Linked DNA regions of Homo sapiens: region 1 is linked to region 2. The links are chromatin loops, found by intact Hi-C in ENCODE. Cell type or tissue: endothelial cell of umbilical vein. All regions are shown on one strand.

What was found. Hi-C counts contacts between places; a loop is a spot of excess contacts. Peaks named below come from ENCODE experiments on the same cell type or tissue, not always from the same donor. Only the 100,000 strongest peaks of a DNase experiment are listed, where the experiment ranks them.
Region 1: it touches region 2 in a loop (8-fold over the local background); 12 of 110 quality-filtered maps call a loop at or near these places.

The regions. Positions count from the first base shown.
Region 1 is chr9:20,882,383-20,887,382 of GRCh38, reverse strand. FOCAD (focadhesin) reads right to left here. Exons shown (of 44, transcript NM_001375567.1): 21 at 2,153-2,274. Among named protein-coding and RNA genes, the nearest start is that of SNORA30B, 98 kb to the right of the region's middle. In endothelial cell of umbilical vein, a CTCF peak has its summit at 2,186 (motif pointing left); a DNase peak (open chromatin) is centred at 2,182.
Region 2 is chr9:20,353,970-20,358,969 of GRCh38, reverse strand. It overlaps MLLT3 (MLLT3 super elongation complex subunit), which reads left to right. Exons shown (of 11, transcript NM_004529.4): 9 at 4,091-4,162. The region is part of intron 3 of LOC124902129 (a long non-coding RNA gene); the gene reads right to left. Among named protein-coding and RNA genes, the nearest start is that of MIR4473, 55 kb to the left of the region's middle. In endothelial cell of umbilical vein, a CTCF peak has its summit at 2,489 (motif pointing left); DNase peaks (open chromatin) are centred at 1,699 and 2,489; H3K4me3 peaks cover 270 bases; H3K27ac peaks cover 417 bases.

The sequences.
Region 1 (5,000 bases), 530 kb before region 2:
CATGCCTGTAATCCCAGCTACTCGGGAGGCTGAGGCAGGAGAATCCCTTGAACCCAGGAGGCAGAGGTTGCAGTGAGCCGAGATTGCACCATTGCACTCCAGCCTGGACAGCAGAGTGAGACTTCATCTCAAAAAAAAAAAGAGAAAGAAAAAGGAAAGAAAGAAGAAATACTTGGAAATAAAAAAGACTCAGGATAAAGTAATGGGAGGATCAAAAGCAGGGTTTGAAGAAATTTCATCTGGAAAAATCCCAAATTGATTGCAACAAAAGAAAGACAAGATGCAAGGAGATGATTTAAGAGAGCTTAGAGTAATCTTGGAAAAATCCAAATGTATTTCTAGAATCTTCTCTGATTAACCTGGGAGAGAAGATGACAGTTCAAGGACTATGGAGCCTCACTGCCTGGGTTCAATTTCCAGGCTCCTCTACTTGTTAGCTATGTGACCTTGACACATTAACAGCACCTACCTCACAGTGTTGAAAGTATCTAAATCGATTATTAGCTGTTATTATTGCAATTATTTTTATTAACCAGCTCTGAAAGTTCATATTATTTCTTGTCACATAGTTTGAGAAACTTCATGGGTCCCCCAGCCTTTGTGTTTTAAGCAAATGAACTACATATACTGAGCAGAATATGGAATCCAGTCTAAAATCCTACTATACATTTGGCAGAATTCTGTCCAATACGCCTTCTAATTGACCCCTAAAACAATGATGTTATTTTCTTTTCCCTTTGAAATTTTCTAGACTCTCTACAGCACAAGCAACAAGTATCTTAACCCAAAGATTTTCTGTGCTTATATCTCGGACACACCTCATAACTTCTGATGCCACTGCCAAAAGTTATCAGATGTCTTCTGCCATCCCCTGCACTAATGCTTTTTCTTGTTTCTGTTCTGATGGTGACTTTTTATTATAAATCAGCTTTTCAGTAAGACTTTAGACTTCAGTTTTCCTTCAAATATCTAAGTGCACAGCTTAAAACACAAAAAGGTACCACGTTTCTCCCTTCTCTATGCCAACTAATGAGATGCCAGGGACAAAAAAAACATAGAAATCACCTATGTCTGAAATTAAACCTTCCTCCTAGAAAAGCGTTGCTCTTCCCAGATCCTTCTTCTCTTTTTAGTTGAATGAAGACACTATATTAGGCAAAAAAAAAGCTTCTGAAACAAGTATTTACACAATTTTAATTCTAACTAAATATATGAAAGGAAAATGGATGGCAAAGGACAAAGATGGGTCTTGAAAAACCCTCTGAATTTTGCTGTGCTATGAAACTGGTGGCAATTGGTGTGATACAGAATAAAAGTGAATCAAATTAATTACAACCAAATGTATAAATTAGGCATCAAAATAAGATGTTATAGAAAGATATTTTAGAAATGCTAATTATTTTTACATCAAGTTCATTAAATCTTTACAATTCATATATTTTTACTTATAACTGATATATAACCTACTATGTCTGAACTATATAAATCTCTTTGCTGTGACATTTTGTTTTGTTATTCATTCATACATTTTAATTTGTATACATCATATGAGTAAGTGTGATAAAATATTTAAAAACAATAAAAATACATTTCCCAAGGACTTTCCAGCTTCCCTCTTCCCCTGGTTTTGCCATAATCTGCAATAATCAGATTTCATATAAATCATCTAATAGAATCACAGAACTTTATTTTTAAAAGGTAGCTGAAAGGAAAAGTAAAATAAACATTAAAACCAAGGGTTATTTTTCTAAAATGCTTTTATTTACTTTTAATTCCAAACACTCACAAAATACAAACACTGGTCCCCTACATAATTGCAAAGGATTAGAATTAAGATATAGGCAGTAGCATTTCTTTAAACAATAAATTGATATTTATTCTGAATAATGACAGTTAAGCATTGATGAAGTAAAGCAAATTCCTAGACATTACTCCCTAATAAATACGCTGGGCAGTGGGGGAAAACATGGCAGTTTCTTTCAGAAATACATTGAAATATTTGAGTATTCAGTTGGGTCAACTATTTTGGTGGCCTTTAAAAGCAACTTACATTAATTATGATCAAAAAAATTATTTCTAAACAAACAACTTCTTAAACATATCATGAAGGGAGAAAACACTAAAACATAAAGAAGAGGACACGGGAACCTACCTCATGTACAAGAGCAAGTGAAGTCTGCTTGAAACTTCGCCCTCTGCTGGCCATCAGTCTGTTCAATGGTTTTCCATCTTTACTCTGATACATGGAAACATCATAGCAAAATAACATACCACCTTTAAAAAAAATTATATAGACTTTATTTTATTTTTATTTTTATTTTTTTAAGACAGAATCTCACTCTGTTGCCCAGGCTGGAGTGCAGTGGTGCAATCTCAGCTCACTGCAACCTCCGCCGCCTGGGTTCAAGGGATTCTTCTGCCTCAGCCTCCTGAGTAGCTGGGACTACAAGCGTGTGCCACCATGCCCGGCTAATTTTTTAAGTTTAGTGGAGACAGGGTTTCACCATATTGGCCAGGCTGGTCTCTAACTGCTGACCTCATGATCCGCCTGCCTCATCCTCCCAAAGCGCTGGGATTACAGGTGTGAGCCACCGCGCCCAGCTTACAAAGACATTTCTTATGGAAAAACTTTACTAATTAGATTCTCAGTAACTGATAATCAATCTGGATAGAGATATTTATAACTAAAAGCTAACTTGTTAAGCAAATTATGATTTTTGACCATTTATATATAAGGAATAAAAAAACACAAGAGATTTAAAAAGCTAATATTTAAAATACTATTGGGACAGGCACGGTGGCTCACACCTGTAATCCCAGCACTTTGGGAGGCCAAGGTAGGCAGATCACTTGAGGTCAGGAGTTTGAGACCAGCCAGGTCAACATGGTGAAACCCCATCTCTACTAAAAACGCAAAAATTAGCCAGGCATGGTGGCGAACACCTGAAATCCCAGCTACTCGGGAGGCTGAAGCAGGAGAACCACTTGAACTAGCAGTGGAGGTTGCAGTGAACTGAGATTGTGCCACTGTACTCCAGCCTGGGCAACCAAGAGAAACTCTGTCTCAAAATATAAACGTAATATAATATAGTATATTACTTATTGACTCATAGCTTTTTAGTTAAGATCACATGTAAAATATTATTTACAATTTACTTATGAGTAAATAAGTATAAGTATAAATAAATGAACAAATTTGCAAGTCTTGACTTTGTGAACTGTTTAGTTCTAGAGATTCTATTAAGTTTTTTAAAAATTTCAATTAAAGAGAAATACTTGCACATATTAATCTTCATGAACACATGATAACATGGGTCCCTTTAGTTTATACTCAAAAGTGGACAAGCTTTCCCTCATTCCTGTATTCACATACACTCACTCTCCCTCTTCTCCCTGCCCTTTCCACAACGGTCAGTTAAGCTCTCAGCTGAACCTCCAGCTTATTTATGTTTTTTATTGCACTGAGTTTTATTATCTTTATTATTTCTTCCCTGATCCTTTAAGTTTGATTTGCTGTTCTTTTCCAAGCTTCTTGAGTTGGAAGTTTAAATACTGATTATTTTCCTTTCTTTTCTAAAATATACATTGAAAGTGTGAATTTCCCTAGAGGGGAAACAGTGTTTAAAAATACTATTTTAGCTGCAACCTACAGGTTGTTATATGGCTTATCTTCATTATCATTCACTTCAAACTATCTTCTCATTTCCATTTTGATTCTTTTCTCTGATCCATCCATTACTTATAAGTATACTGTTCAATTTTCAGCCAACTGGAGATATCATGGTAATCATTTTTGTTATTTATTTCTAGCTTAATCCCATTGTCATCAGAGGACAAACTCTAAGTGACTTCAATATCTTGAAATTTATTGAAGTTTGTGGTCCAGCGTATGGTCATTTTGGTAAATTTTCCATGTACAGTTAAAAGATATATAAATTCTATCACTATAAGGTACAATGTTCTACATGTCTATACAGTAGTTTGTTCATAGATTGTTCAGATATTTTGTGATCTTATAGATTTTCTTGTCTCCTTGCTCTGCCAGCTACTGAAAAAGATATTTTAAAGTTTCCATTATTATTGTGGGTTTGTCTATTTCCTCTTTTAGTTCTACTCATTTTTGTCATATATTTTGAAAGTATGTTATTTCATGTAGGCCAGTTAGAATTGATATTTTCCAAAGAGAGTGACTTCTTTATCTCCAGGAATCATTCCCTTCATTTCCAGCTTCTTCCTTTGTCCTGTGTCTAGTGCAGTATATGAAAGAACCACAGAAGTACTAAATGGTGTTATTGTCAATCAAAGAGTAGTTTTCCTCTCTCCTCTGTTAGGCAGACTGGGTGAAGGACTGATTACCTCAACCTAATCAGGAATTGATCTGGGTTAGGACTGATTATAACTTTTGTAATTTGAGTCCAGCTCTGGTTCACTCCTTTGCCAGGGTATATCTCCCCACAACACCCCCCACTAATTGGCAGTCTAATGAGTCTTTGACTCCTCAATCTGAAAAAATTATGAGAGATTTAGGTCTGCTCTCAGAAATTTTCAGCTTAGCTCTTTAGCTTTCCATCCCATAAAGCTTCAAAATGTCGCAAATAACTTGAGAGAAATTGGCCTTGTGCTCAAGGTCACTCAAGTTCTGAGTTGTGTCACTCTTGCTCCACATGATTGCCAAGATGTCTGCTGGTTTCTCCACCTCCTCACCAGCTTCTCAATAAAGTTGAGGCTGAATGCTCAGATTCCAGCTGTGGCCAGAATTAGTAAGTTCACCCAGGTGAGAGCAGTTGCAGATCTTCAGTATCAATTCACCATTCTCTCTTGGGCTTTTACCTCTTGCATGCTGTTTTTTCAAGCCCATTCTCCTAGCTCGTCTTTGTTTCCTAAGCATCAGAAGACTAAAAGGGATTTCACTTTGCCTTTCAGAAGCTTTCAGCCTAGCTCTTTAGCTCTTGGTGCAAATTCAAAATTCAGCAAATGTCCTGTGAGAAAAATCTCTAATT
Region 2 (5,000 bases):
TTTCACCATGTTGGCCAGGATGGTCTCGATCTCTTGACCTCATCATGCGCCTCACAAAGTGCTGGGATTACAGGCATGAGCCACCGCTCCCAGCCGATGATATTTTTAAATCCAACCTAGGCATATTTCAGCTTGATTTCTGTATCCAGTGGGTGGTATATGAGAGCTACAATACGTCATGGGCACAGCAGTGGCAGGGCCAGGAGTGTAGGGCATTAGGCTCTGCTTTTGTGCCCCTCACTCATCTCCTTCAGTATCTCTCCCAATCATAGTGAAAAGTGGGCTTGCTAGGGAATGCAACTCCAGCAAGCACCTTTCATGCCCTTCAAACCTTATGGCTTCACTTAAGCCCTTCCTGAATGGGCAGTCTTGAACAGACCTTGGCTTTAGGGAAAGGTTTAGACTCTTTGTCAGACTGTTTTTTACCTGTCTAGCAAAACAAAACCAAAAACGAATAGTATCGTCTATCTGGAGAGGGTAAAAGTTACCTTATCTGATTAAGTAGCATACTCCTGGTTCCTTGGCGTGTTTATTTGGCAAGTGTTGCTTCACACATGTGAATCATCAGTCTGCCAATAATACTGTATTATGTGTCACTTTCTCCATGCACTTGTAAGCATGGTAAGAAAGTCCGTATGCTTCCACTTTTAGCTAGTCTGGGTTAGGAAATATATATACCACAGGAGGGCTTACCTTCTTAGAGCTATGTCTTGGAGCCGAGAGGACAAGTAAAGGTTTCTTAAACCTTGTTTAGTATTGGTTTCCTAGCCCCTCAAATCACTTGCACTGGGGTCAGGTGTGATGCTATCCCTTTAAGTCAAGCTTCTGGGACTTAAAAAAAATTACTAGTATATCTTAATTCTCTATGTTGATGGTATAAGAGAGTAAAAATTTCTTAAAAATCTAAAAGTCAACTAAATTTCACTCTGGAATGACTTTTTAGTCGTATTTGAATGTGTGTGTGTGTGTGTGTGTGTGTGTGTGTGTGCGCAGGAGGGAGGGAGAAAAGTAGGGGGAGAGAGACAGGGATAGAGAAAGAGTATGAATCTGAATTTTCACGATTAATAAAGAGTTGAGAACATACTTGGAAGGACTAACTCCGAAATGGGAACACTCTTGAGTTTCCTCCTTCCATACTCCTTGCCTGTTCTCTCTCTATGAATTGATAATGATCTCTGAGTTTGATAAAGCACCAGGCAAAGCTGAAATGTCCATTGCCTTTTCTCAAATCTTCCAGGGACTAGAGAAGAGGGGAAGTACTAATGGAGTCAAATATTTTCATACTGAATAAAAGTGAACATAGAGTCACACGTCAACCAAGCAAGTAATTAACCTGAGTACTGTTGGGAGCTACTGTCATTAGTATGAAAGATCTATCAGTAGAGAATCCATCTGTGAATAACTGAGTTGTCATTCTTCATAAAGTGATACAGAAAAATATAATCTTGAACGTTTGTCAAGACATTTTCTCAGATTAAAGACAAAAGTGCTACTAAACCACAATTCTTCTATTTTCAGAGACTGCTGTATCTATAAATGGAGTAGCTAGGCAGTCTAGGTAGCTCTGCTTCTCTCAGTACAATTTAATAGGTAATAATAAAGAGTGTTGCGTCATTTCAACCAGAGATGGTTTTTTCACTCCAAACCTCCCTTATGTGAATTTCAAACAAAAACAAAATACCACATCTTTTTTAGCCAGAAGCTTGGCAGGGAGGGAGGGGAGAAAGGACTTGAAGGAAGGAAGTGATCCATTGGACCCGGGTTAATATTCAGAATATCATAAATCACCTATCAGCCTGCAAGGCATGTTGAATGAAATTAAAAAGAGTCTATCCAGTTAAACTGGTTTAAAATAAGCCTGTGGAAGACAAGGTGTTGTACTTTTTTATTCTGGAGTTGTTTCCCTAAAGATAAGAAATGATCATAAATAAAACAATTGTCTTCAGCAGGGCTCAGCTCTCTCAGAATGAGGTTTTGACAAAGCTGTTTATTTTGGAGCAGGGAGAGATCAAAGAAGGAAGATTAACTGAGCCCTCTCTGGGCAGCCACTCAGTAACTTGAGGCGGGTCACTGACACCCGGAGCTTTTGTTCCTGCCACTGCAACTTCAGAAGAAAGAAACTAGGATTTCAATGTATTTTGGCCTTCTGTGCTGTAGCACTTACGGAATGTGTGGGGTGGGACTTCAGCGTCCAAATGTTCTATTTTCTGCTTTGAAGAAAAGGTGGCAGAACTCTCTAAACCTAGTTAGCAAAGTTCTATTGCAAATACAGCGTCCTCAAGTCACTTCAACACCCAGAGTACAGGAGTTGGAGGAGGGGATCGTGGGAGGCAGCGGGATATGATGGGAACAAAATTCAGTTCTGTAATGCACAAGTCAAGCAGGCAGGCACTTTTTTTTTCTTTTTTTCTTGCCTGAAATCTCAGCGGATTGTCTCTGCATGCCCAGCCCAGTATCTGAGTTGGCGAGGAGTGCCATCTACTGACCTACTTGCTCCTAGGTCTCAGCGCTGATTTTTCCCTTGAGATCTCACTTTCAACAACAATGGAGGAGGAAATTCTGAATGTAGTGGAGTATTTGGTTTCCTTTACAGTGGAGCATGTTAAAAACGATTGCCTTGCCTCTGTTAATACGTAATTTCCTTGTGTTGCCAAAAGTATTGTATTTTAAGTTAGCCTGGTCAAATTAGTCATTTGGTTATCTTCATATTAAAAATGATGAAAAAAAGCATGATTGTCAGGAAAGACTGTTAAAAGGACACTTTTTACTCGTGCATTATTCTCAATTAAAATAAAAATATGCCCCTTCAGGAGTATTCGGTCTTTTCCAGGATGTCATGTTCCTATCCTCATCCAGTAAAATGTTTATTAGTAATAAAAAATGTTAAAGCTGAATGGGAATCTGGGTCTTATCTTGTTCATCTCTCCCATTTCATCCTTTGCGGTCCAAAAATATTAAATAATAAGGCTGGGACTTGAACTTGGGCTTCTGAGCCTAATCAGTGCTCTTGCCACTACAGATTAAAAGTGGACTCATTCTTAAAATCTTTATGTTACGGAATGTGGTAAACTTGTGGACAGAAGTGTTACTAAGTTAGGGCACAGAATGGGTAAAGAGAACAGTAGGAATATAAAACCTCTTAAGATAAATTAGGTCCTTTATTTGGCATTTTCCTCCTTTAATATTAGTCTCCAGTTATAACAACTCACTTCATAATGAGTTATAATGAAAAAGACAAATTACTTTGCTTTTTGTGTTTATACACATGTGTAAGCACTCATCATTTATAAATTTAGTGGTTTCAAGCTTTTTCAAGTGAGGACCATTTAAAAATACTTCCCTTTTAATCCTCAGTTTTGAAGATGCTGTCAAAGAAATCAGCTGCATTTATTAAATAATAATTTGCTTCTCCTTTTTATTAAGTAGAAACATAGCTTCCCACCAAAGCTTCTATACAGTATGTAAAGCTATTCATAACTTAAGTTGTAATCAGTCCAGATAAAAGGAAAAGCACTTGGCGTTTTACCAAGGGTAAACACATCATTTCTTAAAACACAGAAGATAGTCGGCCATCTTCATTTCCAAAGCTGTATCAGTTTTGTGCATATGAGTAATTTTAGAATGTGAAAGTTAGGTACTAAAAAGGGCATTTGAGTATTTGTTTTTATCATCCCTAGCATACTGAACACTAGTAGTCATGCTGAAACAGCAGAATGAATAGGAAAAAAATTCTTGCCAGAGGGAACTATAATCTCTGTATAACTCAGCTGCTATACATATGGTGAGAGTGTTGTCGCAAAAGAGAAGCAGCCTTGGAAGCTTAGATCAATTTCCTTATCATCAACTGTGTTGTTTTTTTTTTTTTTTTTTTTTTAGTTCTACTTTTCTGACTCAGCATTTCAGATCTAAGTAATTCATTTTCCAAGGAAAATAAGATTAGAGAGAAGAAGGAAAATGTATAGAAAAGAAATGCTATTTGGAAAGCAAATGTTACTGTACATTTCATTCAGTGGATGCCTTTGTTTAGGTGGCTGGTTAGCTAAGAGATGCTTGAAATAAAATTTAACACAGCGTTCTCTTTGATCCCTAGATTCTTGAAGTGAAAAGTCCAATAAAGCAAAGCAAATCAGATAAGCAAATAAAGAATGGTGAATGTGACAAGGTAGGTTTCTAGTCTGTTACTAGGAGGGCTCCAACACTGACAAGCCTTCCGTTTCTTTGTGTTGCCCTTGATCATCCTTGCTGGTTCTCCTTTCATTTTCTTCATCAAAGTGTCCAAGATGCCCAAATGATGAGTATTTCATCCCAGTGCTTTGTAGTTTGTTTTCCATGTGTTGTTTATATCTTCAGTATTAAGCTTGGCCTTATGCTGTCATTTGCCATGATGCCTACGTTGCCAAGGGATTTCAGGCACATTGAATTGGGAATTAAGAGAATTGTGGTAGAGATAGAATATTAAGGAATCTCAGATGTAGATGAGCAAGACATCTGATGCTAGTGCAGTGTGCTTTCCCAGAGTGTGCGTCATGCTTCTGAAACCTGACTACAACACCTGGTGGGGTTAAGTTGCCTGGTTTGGGCAGAGCCCTAACCTTGCTCTGTAGGGCCAGGGCAGACCTCTGTAATGTTTCACAAATCTTTCATTTGCCTTTATCGCAAATGGTGCTGGGGGCACCCATGCAGTTACACTAACAAAGACTCGTGAGTCTGAGCATATGGAAAGAGAGGTACCCCCTCTCCCCTTTCAGGGGAGCTCTTCACAAATCAGATGATAATTAGATAGTGATCCCTGTTTTTCGTAATACATTCTTCTGTTCTTCTGTCACTTGCTGGCATTGCTTACTAGCAATGTTTGGTATGACCAGGAAGCCTTTTTAAAACAAAAACAAAACAAACAGGAAAAACCCCACAAAATTCCCCTGACTTAATTGGTAATGTACATTCTTGTTTCCATGTTCAAACTTAGAATTTTTTTCTCTTAGAAACCTTCTGAGATTCAA